Linked DNA regions of Homo sapiens: region 2 is linked to region 1. The links are chromatin loops, found by intact Hi-C in ENCODE. Cell type or tissue: psoas muscle. All regions are shown on one strand.

The links. A loop is a pair of places that touch in the nucleus more often than their neighbours do. Peaks named below come from ENCODE experiments on the same cell type or tissue, not always from the same donor. Only the 100,000 strongest peaks of a DNase experiment are listed, where the experiment ranks them.
Region 2: a loop joins it to region 1, with 1.8 times the contacts of the local background. A loop is called at or near these places in 1 of 110 quality-filtered maps.

What each region holds. Positions count from the first base shown.
Region 1 is chr5:156,476,363-156,484,362 of GRCh38, reverse strand. The region is part of intron 3 of SGCD (sarcoglycan delta); the gene reads right to left. Among named protein-coding and RNA genes, the nearest start is that of SGCD, 150 kb to the right of the region's middle. In psoas muscle, no CTCF peak of the experiment used is centred here; a DNase peak (open chromatin) is centred at 4,352; H3K27ac peaks cover 4,899 bases.
Region 2 is chr5:156,350,199-156,358,198 of GRCh38, reverse strand. The region is part of intron 3 of SGCD (sarcoglycan delta); the gene reads right to left. The region is part of intron 1 of LOC124901120 (a long non-coding RNA gene); the gene reads left to right. Among named protein-coding and RNA genes, the nearest start is that of SGCD, 27 kb to the right of the region's middle. In psoas muscle, no CTCF peak of the experiment used is centred here; no DNase peak of the experiment used is centred here; H3K27ac peaks cover 2,829 bases.

The sequences.
Region 1 (8,000 bases):
AGTATTTAACAACATATTCAAGTCACCTAGTGTAGTACATGGCATGTTGTGTGTGCTCCATAAATGTTACTTCTCTTGCTTTATTTTAAAAATAGAGATGTGGCCTTCACATACTCTATCTTTTCAGGAAAAAGAAGGCCTTCTGTTAATGGTAGAGATTTCTGAGGCTAGGATTATTTCACGTTTCCCTTTTCTTTAATGACAATGTCGTTGACTGGAGTATGAGTTTTTTAGTGGATTCAGACAGAAGCCCACAGAGTAATTTCCCTTAGGTCTAGGCTTGACATGTGGGATTCACTGGAGTTTGTTTCTCTGTTTATTAGAAAGGGCCGGTTTCTGGGATGTCAATTTCAGACTAGCGGAAGTACTAACAGTTTCCTTCTGCTGCTGCAGATTAACCTTCAAATCCTGAAACCTTTAACATCAGGCTGCAAAAGCCATTCTACTAGGCAGCAGATTATTGCCTCTTTCATCTCGATTTAGCTCAGTGCACTTGCTCTGAGCACTGTCTCAAAGTTGGTAAGAATGTTAGCGGGAATGCCCCCAAACCAGGTATTTTTTAAAAACCTGGCCACAATGCCACATAGAGAAGTGAATCTCATTTTTAATGGATAAAGTAGTATTTGGCTCTTATTTTGAGGGTCATAAAAACACATTTTACTCACCATAGTCCATGTGCAAGGCACCAGGGTAGTTACCAAGGTGACTGCTCTCAAGAGAGAGATTAAGAAATGCAGAAGAAAAGAAATAATCCGAATGCACCCCATGGTTGACTCCACATACAAATGAAGTTGCCAAATGCCCAGGCCTCGCCTTCTGTTTGGTTATCGATGCACAAATGCAAAAATGAGGTAACATGAACGTGGGTGTGTAGCAGAAGTCAGTAAGCATTGACTGCAAGTATGCCCCTGTGTACTGTGTCAGCTGCAATTTGTATCAATTCTCTCCCCTCAACCTTGGGGTGACTCCCTTCTCCCTCACAGTCAGACATCTGAGATTCTTTGCCTTCTAAAAATGTCTCAGTCTGACACCTGTTAAATATTGAACATGCACCTAAGCAAAGGAAAGATTTCATCTAAGGCAAGTGCTTGATCATGGGGGCTAGGAGGCAAAGTGAGAAGAATACAACTCCACCTCAGCCACATTGACCTTCTTACTGGTCCTCTGAACACACTAAATGGATCCAGCCTCAGAACCTTTGTATCTGCTACTCCCTCTGCCCAGAAGGCTCTTCTCCAGGCTCTCTGCACAGCTGGCTCCTTCACTTAACTCAGGTCTTTGCTCAAATACCATTCATGAGGCCTAGATGAGGCAAGAATGTCTGGAAACATTTTTAGTTGTCACAAGGGGGAGTGGGGGAACAAACAGCATCTGGTGGCTAGAGGCTGAGGTTGCTGCTGAATATACTATGATACACAGGACTGTCCTGTGCAACAAAGAATTCTCCAGTCCAAAATGTCAAAAGTCCCATGGTTGAGAAACCCCACCCTAAACAATTCAAATATGGCTAGTCTCAGCTTACTTAAAAAAAAAAAAAAAAAAAAAAAAACTGACCAAAAGGATAATACTACCTGCTCTAACTCATTATCTTGTAGGGAGGATAGAAATTGATAATGTTCACATAAGTGTCTTGAAAAGTGTTTTATAAATGTTATTTTTCTTTTTAGCTCTTGATACTTCTTCAGATCATACAAGTAGGCTTAAAAGGCATTTATCATCTTACTCATTTACAATGGAATTATGATACTTTGACTTTAAAGAGGATCATTTTTCTAAAGAGAACATAGAGCTTCTTATCTATCAAAGCCTAGTTAGCAACCATTACTGTCCCTATTTTTGAGATTTAAAAAAATGGCAGAAGAAACATATGACCCTTTCTTCAAGGAGAAAAAAACGAAGTTATAGTTATTTCATTCATTGATTCAATGATTATTATGGAATGCTAATATGTGTAAAACACTAACAACAAAGTGAAACAATATTACCCTTCCTATATAATAGATAATGAGCTGAGTGTTCCTGTGTGTGGCTGGTGGCTACCATATCGGACAGTGGAGATTTAAGCATCTTCTATATGTTAGCAGTTTTTTTTTTTCAGGATTTCAATTTTTGAAAACTTCCAGCACGAACTGAAATCATAGTGATCTTTCAGGCTGCAATGACCTTGCAAAACTTGCTTTACCCCATAGCACTAGAATCCAACACCTAATCCCTTGGGTTCCGCCTTGGCTCAAATGCTGATATTTCAGTCTCAGCAACTGCTTTGCTTTCCTCAACATCTCATTAAATACCTGACATTCGGACTGTGACACCCAGGCACAGATGTGGGAAAGGAGCAAGTTTCTGTTTGAGGGGACTGGGACCAGACTGCCTGGTCTGTGGGTCCCGCTGATTCCTGAGTCACTGTCTACAGTTGTCCCTGAACGTGGCATAAGCAGGTGGTGTCTGATCAGTCAGGATTAATGATGCAAAAGGAAGCTGGCACCTCTTCAAAGACTTGCTCACAGAGGCCACAGGGAGTAGAGAAAGCAAATCCTTGGCCCTGGGTTCCGACCCTGATCCTGGGTTCTGTGTCCAGGTGTGCTCCTTGACCTCAGATGTTTCCATGAAACAGGCTTCTGTTAGTCTCCTTTCATAACTCACCCTAGTAAGGGATCTGAAACTCACAGTAGAAACATTTCTTCTTCTTCCCTAAAATCCTGTGGGGGCAGGTACTATTATTATCTCCCTCTTCTGATAGATGCAGATAAGAAAACCCCAGGGTCATGTAGATCAAGAGACATATAATAACAGATGTTTCAAATTAGGCACCCACGGGCTATTTTGGGCTGGCAGATGTAGTTTTTTTGGATCCACAAAGTGTATTCAATAAAAAATAAAGGAAAGCAAAAACTAAGACACTTAGATTATGAGTTTCTCTTGAAAAGTCATAAGATTTAGCAAGAAGGCCCAAATTCACACATTATTACAACTGGCTGAGCAGCCACTCACCTTTCCACAGGGTCAGGGACATCAAGTCCAAAATATCAATGACACAGACCCCTACCATCTCCCAGCCTTCCCCAATAACATAGACCTCTACCATCCCCCAACTTTCCCCAGGGCCTTTTTATCTACTTGTCACTAGCCAGTCCTTGTAGGTTTTTGAGTTTGTGGCCCTAGCTTAATGCATACCAATATTCTAGGTGAGATAATACTTACTTTTGTTATGGACCTTCTTTGTGCTTTTATACCGTATTAATTATACCAATCTTTACCCCAACATTATGGAGTCATACTATTACTGTGCTCTTGATTTGTCAGATGACAAAAACCAATGCCCTGAGAAATTCAGAAATATGTTCAAAACTGTGATAATGTAAAACGATTAGTGGATGGGTTGGAACTCGCTCCTGGAATCATCTTTCCATTACTTTATAGCACTCCTCCCACCAAATTCTCAGATATATTGTGACCTTTTACATAGTATTCTGTAGTTGTGGCCTTTGAAGGCAATAAGAGTGTTAATGCCTAATGGACATCTTAAGACCCATTGAGCACGTTCCTTAATCACCTAAGATTTAGCTTTTAGAGTTTTCTAGAGAAATTAAAAAAGAACAATTGATTTTCAGTAGTGGCAATTGCAAAGTAGGTAAAGCACCCAGCATTATCTCCAGAAGAGAGCAGGGTTTCAGAAAAACATTAATTCATTCCCCCACAAATCTAGTTAGCTAAAGAAGTTATTAGAACACTTACTATAACGGCCCATGTGCCATCTGGGGTAGCAGCCATGCAGTATGACTCTACCACCAGTGTCAAGGAAAGATCCCAGCTAAAAGCCATCAAGGTCATCTGATTTCCTTTGCACAGTGGCTGGTTCAGGTTGGGCATGTGAAATAAGTTGGTTTAATTAGAGTGAAGCCCAGGGTTTTTATTCAAGAAGAGACTGGGGAAAGACAAGCTCTATCATACTGTAGATATGTGGTATGCCAATGTAATGCCTGGAGCAGCTGCTGCCATTTTGCTATCATGAGTGAAAGCATTTGAGAAGAATCCAACGAAACAGAGCAATACAACTGAGGGAACTTCAGATGAATGGAATCAAAACTCCAATCAAAGCATCACTTCCTCTGAACTCTTCCATTACTTACCAGTCCATTACAGTCTGTCTAATCAAGGCAGAGCTGTTAGGTAGAGTTGAACATACTCATACAGGTAAGTTCAGAGAAATGACAGTCAGACAACCCTCAAGACCAAGGGAACATGCTCACTGGCACATTTCCCTACTGACTACTCAGAGTGTTTGTGACAGCAACTTGCCTTGCTGTTGCATCAGCCATCCCAGTCAGATGGTGAAGAAATGTAAGCCAAGACAGCTGGAGGGCTGATCTTCCACCCACAGGGGCTCCTCCCAGGGCAAGACAGCAGCTGTTGGTGTCTGCTTTGGTTTGAAATTGTAGCAACTGCATATATTCAGGTCAAAGCGGGTAACTTCTTTATGGAAAGTGTTGGAAGAACCAAGAGAGCAGATTCTGAAACTCGCTGTATCAGTCAGTAACCTGTGAATGGGTGATTTGTGTCAACAATGCCTTCTACCTCCTCTCTAAGAACAAAATTAAAGAAAGAAAGAAGAGGAAAGAAATCACTCCAAGACTTTTAGGAAAGCCAGGCCTGTTTCCTAAGTGCATTTGTATCTTCTTTCTTCTACTCTTCATTGTACTGGAACAAAAGGACAAATGCAGGGATTCTTGGAGTTGTGAGCATAGGTAAGATGCCACAGGGGTAGGAGCAAAATGGGTGAATACTCCCTAGGTCTTAGTGCTTTAAAGTCTAAGACAGGGGTCCCAAACTCAAATGCCTACAGAGGTTGGGCCCATGAGCTTAATGACTGAAGTGGGCACCCACATGGAAACTCAGAGAGAACAGACCCTGACAGGGCAGAGTTTCTCAGCTCCAGTTAAATATCTTTGATAAGAATCTTGAAATCTGGCCAGGTGTGGTGGCTCACACCTGTAATCCCAGCACTTTGGGAGGCCGAGGCGGCTGGATCACTTGAGGTCAGGAGTTCAAGACCAGCCTGGCCAACATGTTGAAACCCCGTCTCTACTAAAAGTACAAAAAAAATTAGCCAGACATGGTGGTGCGTGCCTGTAGTCGCAGCTACTCAGGAGGCTGAGGCAGGAGAATCGCTTGAACCTGGGAGGTGGAGGTTGCAGTGAGCCGAGATCATGTCACTGCACTCCAGCCTAGGTGACATAGCCAGACTGTCTCAGGAAAAAAATAAAAATAAATAAAGAATCTTGAATTATATTTTTTAATCTAAAAGTGTCTTAATGTTAAATTTTTGTATGTATACATATATCCCCTCCCAACACTGACAAGATCAAATAAAACATGAGAGTGGGCCGATTTGGCTCTCAGGTGAAAGACAATCAGAGGAGCTGGCTGAATTACCAGAAAGGACTAAGAGGTAGTAGGGTTTGGCTTCTAAAAATGGCAACTGAGCTGGGCACAGTGGCTCAGCCCTATAATCCCAGCACTTTGGGAGGCCAAGGTGAGTGGATCATCTGAGGTTGGGAGTTCGAGACCAACCTGGCCAACATGGCAAAACCCCGTCTCTACTAAAAATACAAAAATTAGCTAGGCGTAGCGGCTCACACCTGTAATCCCAGCCACTCAGGAGGCTGAGGCAGGAGAATTGCTTGAAACCATGAGGCGGAGGTTGCAGTGAGCTGAGATTGCACCATTGCACTCCAGCCTGGGAGACACAGCGAGACTCTGTCTCAAAAACAAAAAAAAGTCAACTGGAGAATGATTCAGCCAGATGTAGAAGGTGAATGGAGGGCCTGTTGTTTCCCCCAAACTGCTTAAACACAGACACCAAGCGACAGAATTGCTGAGTAGGATAGCTCCATGGATTCCTTTCAGGACTGAAAGCTCAACTCAGTAATCGCAAGAGGTCTCACAAAGATGCGTGTGGCTCAGAGTAGCCCAGGGGGAGCAGAGCCACCTGCACAGGTGCCTGATCTCAAAAGAACCTCATTGGTGGGGCATTAACGCCATCAGTGACTGCCCTTGAGGTCTGAGGCTGAGCTCAACTCCTGGCTGGGTGAAAGGAGCCCACTCGAATTTCTGATATAGGTCCCTTATCAATCTTAGTGACAGTACACTCAGAAATTACAGAAAGATAAGTAATGAAAATAAAGAAATTTGACTTGACATGAAGCAGCCATAACCATTGAAGTAGGAACCATTATTTCTACTTAACAGATGAGGTAAGGGCGAGAAATGCTATACAACACCCTACCCTTGACTCCAGCACCCAGCTCCCACTGACCAATGCTCCCCCTCTGATTGTTCTCCCAGGATTTCCCATTCCCCTCCCCACTCCTTCCATTCTTTATGATTTCCTGCACTGCCTAAATGGTGACGACAGTTTGATCCAGAGATTCCATGAGCATTTCATAAAAATATTATTTTTTCTCTACTGTTAACCATTCATGGAACCCACATTCCAGAGAATATTCTTGTAGAGATGCTGCATTTTGCACCTAATGACATAGAAAATAATAGATTGAAAGGAAAATTTTAGCTGCCCATTTTACCTTTTACCTCCATTACTATTAGTTCAAATCATTAAAACAAAATTCAGAAGAAGTGCCTATGACCTTGACATCACTTTTTTTTTTTTTTTTTTTGCTCAAATACTTTTAAGCTGTGTTGTCTATAAAAAACCAGGATGATTCTATTGTTGCCATCAAGGCAACAGCTCATGAGAGATGCCTGCAAAGTCCCTCATGAGACAGAAAGTCTCCTTAATAGAGGCCAAGTGCAGAGAACACTGCTACCAGCTACAAGTGTACTTAGCCAAGGAATACTTCCCTTTCCTTTTATATCTTCTGTCTAGAATAATTGAAATGAGATTGTTTGTGACTCAAATTGGTCAGATGACTCCTCATTATCTAAGAGTGGCCAGAAAAGTCATGGGGCCTGTCCTATGTTTATCCAAAGATGAGAAAAATGCTGAGTATAAGGAGTGGGTTCTATGGGTTATATTGTACTTGGAAGAATAACCTCACTGTCTGGTTGCATCTTGTGAGTCTCACTTGCTCAATGTACCGGATCTCCCAAAGTATTATATAAAAACATACATATCTAAACAAATACCATATTTTGTTGGTACCATTCTACTCAATGGGGCTCGACAATACTAAAGGATTCCTTAAACATAACAACAGAACATAGAAAGCACTGACTCTGAAATGCTCTTTCAAACTGCTTTTCAGTTCATTTAGCACTGACAACTGTATGGGTTTTCCTTTTTTTTTTTTTTTCTTTTTCTCTTGAAATTCACTGAATTAACGCTCTGTCTAAAATTGCTGTTGCTTGCAGTTCAAGGATATTGTGAGTTCCAACAAAGCTGCTTCTAGGCTCATAAAATATCTTTCTCTAAAGAAGAAATCCCTGCTGAGATCACAGCGCTAAGATCTATTTCAAGACAAACCTGTGACTTAGATGGGTAATATCAGCCAGACTGGAGGTGTATTTTTCAAGTGCAAGGATTTAGTTTACCTATCAGACACCTGATTAGGATTCCCAGAGTCATTGTTATAACTGAAGCAGCCTGGATGGGTTCCTCCCTCAGGTGACAATTTTCCTCTACAATGATCTTGCTGAAGAGGTTTGGGATTTACCATTCACTGTGTTCCAATTCCCTTGTGTGCAACATTTAGCTACGGAAGCATTATACTATGCCCTATTTTCTTGAAGGCATTTTTTCTTTTCTCCAGTTTCAGATATAATTCTTCTATGCCCTGATTTCACAATTTATTTCAAATGCTTCGCTTTAAAAGTCTTAAATTTTAAGTCTGTTATGGCCATGTTTAAAAAGAATGACTGTACTAGAATTTGGTCTTTCTAGCTGTTACAGGTAAAAAATAAAGATTATGGAATCTTTTATTTCTTTTAATTCACTCCCTCTCAGCTCCTCTGTCAAATTAATTCTGCTTCCACTTCGGCCG
Region 2 (8,000 bases), 130 kb after region 1:
AGTGACCCAAATGATACTTTTCCTCTGTCTTTGGGTTTTATGGACAATACTTCCTATTTTATCATATAATTAAGAGATTATGAGAGAAAGAGAGAAAACATGGTTACTTAACATGGCAGATGACAGCCTCATGTAATAATGGTCAAAACTCCCATACATCGGCCAATCCAAACTGGATGATTAGCTAAGGGACCAGAATGTACTGAGACTTTAACCCTTTACCTCATGAATACTGGCTCAGTGACTTGCCTGATTCTGCAGAAAGTCAGTGTTGCCGAGTTCTGTTATCCATTGCTCATTCTTATTTATTCTAAAGTTGGGGGGTTGACCATAGTACATATTAGGCATGAGACCTAGGAAGTACTCCACTTAATAAAGCTGGCTGGTAATTAAAAGCCGGTCAAAATGCATAATTTTTATCTACACAAGCATTCAGTGAGGTTTCTACAATAAACAGAAAGGCTGCCCTACTACTGAGAACTGTTTGCCTATTCTTTAACTTTATTTATCAAAGCAACAAGCAGTTTACATGTAACTGAGTGAAGCACAAAAGTAACTGAAAAGCAACAAAATTATGATTCTTCTAACATAAATACAAGCTATGTAGTTAGTATGACCCCTTAAAATTTTTCATGAGAATAAAACCGCTTGAGTCGACAATGGCTGAGCCAATACTGAAGTCATTTTAAAATGCCCATTCCTCATTGACCCTAGCTATACAATGACCACCATTGCCACTGAACATTATACAAGTAAATTCATTACTGTTTATAAGACATTCATTTTCCTTTTTGACACTAAATGTTTTCAGAGAAAATTAAAAGCATAAGCTTTGAAGTTAGACATATCTTGGTTTATATATTGACCTGGCTACCCACTAGCTAAAAAGGTTGGACAGGTGAATTAAGCCTTCTATGCTTCAGTTTCTTTACATAGAAAGAGGAGATAATAGTCCCCATTCACAGGGTCATTGTGAGGAGTAAGAGAAAACAAAGCCAGGCACTTAACATTGTTCAAACAATGTTCAATACAGGTGTGGTGACTGCACGCTTAATAGCATTGATGGTGGCGGTACTGTTGCACAGATTGTACTTTTCCTAAAATGGCCATAGCAGTATCTGTGTATCAGTTTCCTGTGGCTACCATGACAAATTATCACAAAACTCTCAGCTTAAAACAATATAAATTTTCTCAAAGTTCTAGAAGCCAGAATTCCAAGCCCTCTGGAGGCTCTAGACGAAAATCTATCCCTTGTCTCTTCCCAATTCTAGTGGCTATCAACTTTCCTTAATTGGCGGTCCTATCATGCCAACCTCTGCTTCTCTGATCATATTGCCTCCTCCTCTTCTGTGTCAAATTTTCCTCTGCCTCATCGTTATGAGGACACTTGTCATTGAATTGAGGGCCCACCTGGGTAATCCAGGAATTATCTCCTCATCTCATAATCCTTAATTTAGATGAGACCCTTTTTCCAAATAAGGTAACACTCACAGGCTCCAAGGATTAGGAGCATATAATGTAGGGGGGCACTATTCAATCCATTACAATCTCCCATCCCACGTACTCCTCTAGAACTTTGCAATTCCCCCATGAAGAAGTGGAGCCCATATGCCCTCTACTTGAATTTAGGCAGGACTTTGTGTCTGCCTACAGCAGAGTAGAGTGGAAGTGATGCAATCTGACTTCTGAGTCTGGTTCATAACAATGCTATGCACTTCCATCTTCTTTAAATGGAACATATATTCTAGAGTTTAGCAACCACGTTAAGGGCAAGCCCAAGTTAGCCCATAGGGAAGAGCTGTGTGTAGGCGTTCTGGCCAGCTGAGGTTCCAGCTGACAGCTAGCATCAACCACCCACACATGTAAGTAAACACACCTGGAGATAATTCCAGTCCCAGCTGTTGAGATACCCCAGGCCTTTGAGTCTCCCAGCTAAGGTGCTAGACATCAGGGAAAAGAGACAAGCCATCTCCCCTGAGCTCTGCCCAATCTGCAGAATCATGAGTAAAACAAATTATTGCTGTTTTATTAAGCCACTAAGTTTTGGGGTAGTTTGTTGTGTAGCAATAGATAATCAGACCAATTATTCATTAAGTAATTAAATGAATGAAGATTAGAAATTTATAAAGGCACATAAGATATACTCCCTGGCACTTAATATATTGGATCTTTGGCTAAGCAGATACAGAGTAAGCAAACATACACACTCACACCCTCACACTTCTAGAAGAAAAAAGATGTCCATCTTTCTCATTCTGGGTCAGGGAATATGGAGGACCCAGTGATCACACACAGAAATTATGTGAGGCCGAGGCAGGCAAATCACTTGAGTTCAGGAATTCAAGACCAGCCTGGCCAGCATGGCGAAACCCCATCCCTATTAAAAATACAAAAATTAGCCAGGCGTGGTGGCACATGCCTGTAATCCCAGCTACTCAGGAGGCTGAGGCACAACAATCGCTTGAACCTGGGAGGCGGACTTTGGAGTGAGCTGGGATCACACCATTGCACTCCAGCCTAGGCAACACAGTCAGACTCTGTCTCACAGAAAAACAAAAATTATTTGAGGGTGTTGGACCTTATGTATCATCTGATCCAACTGTATATTTTACAAGTTGGGAGAATATGGCTCAGAAACAGTCCCTGCAACTCCTTCCTGAATACAGCTCTTCACCCAACAAAAGTCCACCTTGCTCCTCCCAGGCAAGATGAAAAATCTAGCACAGTCTCAGAACTTTTCCAATTAAGAATATTGAAAGGAAGAAATGAGACAGAATGAATGTGTGGAAAAGGTACAAAGCTGATTAAAAAACATAGTAGTTATCTTGGCTGTTAATCAGATTATGAGAAATTTTCTTCTCCTTTTTATATTAAAATGGTTTTGGTTTGTTTTCCTACCTTAATCCCACAGCTCTGGGTCTTGGAAAGTGCCTGGGGCACAGGAAGGAAAGGCAAAAATTGTTGTATGGTGAGGCACAAAGAACTTTTTGGTTCACAGGCCTTACCATGCCATCCAAGATGTAGCTAAGAAGTAGGACATTAGATTTTGGACCAGTTTTGAAACAAAGAACTTCCTGTGATGATGGAAATAAACTGTATCTGCTCTAAGATGGCAGCTACTAGCCAGGTGTAGCTGTTGAACATTGTGACATGACAAGTGTGACTAAATAGACATCTTCAATGTTAATTTTAAATCCTTAATAGACAGTGTCATTCTAGAAAGATCATTTACAAACAACTCTGAACCTAGAAATCTTAACTAATGATTCTCAGGCAAACCAACTGATGGGAAACCAACTCATATTTACTGGTTCTTTCTACAGTTTGAATCACCTAACCCCACCCCTGTCTACCATGGAAGGACTGACCTGCAGGTTCTCAGTGGCAGCAAGCCCTTGGGATTTGCTGCTTCTCTTCTATGATTGCTTAATAACTCAGTCAGCATGAACAGATCCTTGTGATGTGGCCACAAGTTCAGATTTCTGAGAGTTATTCAGAGCTCACAGCAACATGACCAGTAAGAACTGAAGTTTCCATGTGTGAATGGCTATGTGTGATATACAAAGACAAAAAATATTTCCAGGAAGATTTTCTAACATTGTTCCTCTCAATTCTAGGACATAAAAATAACTTTAGTTGTATGAAAACTCTCGTAAGTGGAAAAGGTCACGAATATTGTCCAAATAATAGGATAAAGTTGCACAGTAATTTCTTTATAATTGGAATTCAAGCTTTTCAGTTTGACCTCTCCAAAGTCTATAATTTGCAGCCTTTTTGACTTTACTCATGTCAGCTCCTATTCTCATCTTTCCCCATCCCCTCTTTCCCCTCCAGTGGCCTAAGCTCTCAATACTAGAACCATTATGCCTGAGGCTCCCCAATCAAGTTTAACTTACCAGCTTCCAGACTATAATCACACTGCTTTCTCTGCTTCCACCACCACACAAAAGGCCTTATCCATCCTTGGTGACACAACTCAAGAAGCCTTCCAGTGCCCTCTAACTTTAGCTAATTTATTCTTTCCGCAACTTTCATACTTCTTTAAAACATTTAATTTGTGGAAAGTACTAAAATTATACATGTGTTTTCTTCCCTAGTAAATTATGAGTACTTAAAGTATAGAATTGTTTTATTCTAATCTTTAGTTTCTACACAAAGCATAGTATACTCAACTGTGTGCTTAAGAAATACTGATTCAATTGAAGCAGATATGCCCAATAGATTGTATAACTTTACAGCAGCTTTGATTCATGTTATTTGCAGTAATTATGATACCCAAATCATCCCTGATGCTTTACATTCTCACAAAGGTATAAAACACAGGAAGTTTCAAACCAAATAGGACATTAGAGAGCCATATCCTAGGACTGACCATGGAATAAAAATAAATTTTTGTTTTTTGTTTTTCTGCATTACAATTTTTATGGTGCTTTTAAAAAACAACATTTTGGCCATTTTTCAGATGGATGGATTGAGCTAATGGATTAAAAGTGACCACACAGTCAAAGCACTGAGAGATGGAAGCATGATTTTCTCAGTAGAGGAAGCACTTCCAAGTCCCCAAGCTAAGCTGGCACCCGCATTGAAGCGGATGCTACTCAAACTCACAATATATTAACAGTGTTAAATGAAAAGTATAACTAATGCCAATAATATCACTTTCACCCATTTACTAAGCAAATCTGTATATTAGCTAGGATGAAGTCTCCTACCTTTAATCTATTTCACACTCCATCATTACCCTTCTTTTCTCATGTAATTAAAATGTAGCAGGTAGTTGATACACAGAGCGAGTGTCTGTATTAAAAATACCTTTTCATAATCAAATTCAAGCACTCATCTCATTTATGATCTACCTTAATAAATCAACTAATACTTCATTTTAGAAGTCATATAAAGCTCTATTAACCCATCTTTATACATTTTAATTTAAAGTGACTGCCTATTCATAATTTTCTCCCTTTCATTTATTCAATAAACATATTCTAAGTGTCTGCCATGTACTTTATATGTATCCTCACTCCCCTCAACTTGAGTTAGTTTGACTGGGTCGCAGTTCCTTGAGCTTACTCAAAACAGATGATGTGTCAGGGTCCTGAGTTATGGAACATGCTGGCTGTTCTCTCTGGCTTTTACTGTTTTACAATGTGTCCAATTTACAAGCATTAGAATGCCTTCCTCTGACCCTCAGTGGATCTTTATCTTACTTCAGGGTAAATAAACCATGTTTTAGACATTGCACTGAACAAATTCAACTTGTCTTCATGAAAAATAGCCCTTGGAAAATGGGCAGCATTGTGTACTGAAGAAGAGCAGTGACTGTAGAGCCAGACTCCCTGCAACCCATCCCAGTTTCATCATTCACTGACTGTGTGACCTTGGGCAAGTTACTGCACTTCTTGGAGCCTCCACTTCCTCCTCTGTCAAATGTGGATAACAAGGGTGCTTAGCTCATAGGGTTCTTATGTGCATCATGTGAAAACCTTATAAAGTTAATCCTGTATGAGTTTTTATGAAATAAATGGAAATTCATTTCTTACATGATCACAAGTGACAACAGTTTGGATTTTGTAATGTTAACGAATAGAAACTAAAATAGAAATCAGGAGATCTATATACTACAGGTATAGGTAGCTATCATTTACTGAGGTCCTACCATGTCAGCAACATGATCAGATACTTGATATCCATTATCTCCTTTGTGTGGTCTGCAAAAGGCAATCTACAGTTAACACATGTTGAAAGCCTACTGAATAGCAGGCATTGAGCAGGGCTACAAAAATGTATAGAGAATAATCCCTGCTACTGAGAGAAGTTTCCAGAGCAGCTGGGGTGCTCAAGCTGGTCAGAAAACTTTGCTATCTACTTTGGTTCCAACATCTGTAGAATAAGGATGTCTGATGAGGTGACTCCTAAGGTTCCTATTTCATCTAATTTTACAAGTACTGGGATAAGATATCATGCCATCCACTGATGACTCCTAAGCCTTTTGTAGTTTTGTCACTTAATAACCACTTGTGCTAAATGATTGTCTACATGATCAATACTACAGTATTTTGGAAGGTCTTTGAGGCCAGGTTATTCTGATTGGGCTGGTAGAATGCACTAGCAAAAGTAACAGCTCTCTATTAGAATGAGACTTCATACAGCCTAGGGAAATATAAAATGACAAAAATCAGTGTGCAAACAGGAAGATGCCCGAGATGACATCTAGTCCAATGCATTTAGTGGTATACTGGGTTCCAGAAGAGAAAGGCAATGTAGTTCATGGCCAGTTAGGGCTGGGAATCCAGTTTCTGACACTCATGGCATTATGCACTGCCCCACAATATGACAAACTAGCCAACAGACCAGGATCCATAGTCAGACTGCTTGGGTTCGAATCTCTACTCTGAGGCTTTATAGCTGTTTGATCTCAAGTTATTGAGCCACTCCCTCCCTTGTAAAATTGGTATCCAAATAGTGGCAGCCTGGATAATGATTAAGTTAGATAATATTTGCAAACTGTAACTGCGACAGTGTAGTGCCTGGCAGAGAATAAGCCTGCAGTAAATGATGATGATGATGATGATGATGATGATGATGATGATGATGACTACGACGATAGCAAACACTTCTATAAAGTGTTTACTATGTGCCAAGCACTAAACAATGCATTTATCACCTCCTCTAATCTTTACAACAATCCTAGGAGGTAGGTATTGTCATTACTCCTAGGAAATGGCAGCACAGGGAGGTTGAGAAACTTATCAAAAATCACATAGTAAGAGACAGAATCCAGATTTTTACTTAGAACATCTGTCTCCAGAGTTTGAGCCCTGAACTACTATACTGTCATGAAGGGTCTCTCATGACTTTCTGTTGTCAACACTGACTCTTCCTATGTGTCAGATTCTGCTAATAATGCTTCACATGAATTAACTCACTGGGTCTTCCACCAACCTATGGGTAGATATTAAGTTTATACTAAATGCTTATGTTAACACATCAAATGGACAAAACACAAGGTGGGAACAATGCAAGGAGAAGGTCCTCAGCTACACAGCAAAGAGAAATTAGATAAAAACCAAACATTCGGAACTACCAGGGAACTACTCTAAACATAAAACGTCACTGGATACCTCAGATGAAAGTGACCTATGACACAGGGTTGGCAAAGATAACAAGCTATTTTTCCAGCTTCAGAATTCTGTTGAAGAGCCAGATCATTATTGCAATTTGGAGGAGGAGGTAAAGTGTAGTGGAAAGGTTGAGACAGGAAGTCAAACACCAGCGTTTTACTTACTAGCTGTCTTTCAGCAAGTCACTCAACTTCTCTGAGCCTTGGGTTTTCAGTGGGAATAACAATATTAAATTTGTAGAGTTATGAAAGTTAAAAGATTTTAAGGGCCATGTACAGTGAGTAGCACAGAAGAGACATTTAATAAATATTAGCTCGTTTGTATAAGCACAATGTGTGATAAACTAAGGTCTATTTGTGGGTGTTTACAGTGTAGGTAAAACACACACTCTCCAATGTATGGGGAAAATGAAATATGTAGTCTCAATCTCCTGCCAGTAATGAATACTGGAATATTCTGCTAAGAGCAGAAGAAAGCAAAATAACTTTTCTTCTGATTTACCTCTGAGACAAAGAAAACTTGGTAAGATGCTTGTCCAGATTGCTTTACTGGAAAGGCTCTTCCAGCATGTATCCTTGGGGATAGCACAGAATGCAAGACTGACAAAAAAAGTAAAATTCCAGATTTTCAATCTTGGATAGATCACCAAGGTTTCACAAACACTTTCAGATGACATCGTTCTTATAGTTCGTCATTACACAGGGGGTTTGATTACAGTGTGAGCTTTCCCAAATCTCAAATTGTTGAACAAACCAAACATACAAAATAATCACTCTTTCCTACATAAATGTGTGGGTATATGTGTGTGTGTACATATATATATATATATAATTTTTTTTCCTCAATAGCTTTAGAGATACAAGTGGTTTTTGGTTACAT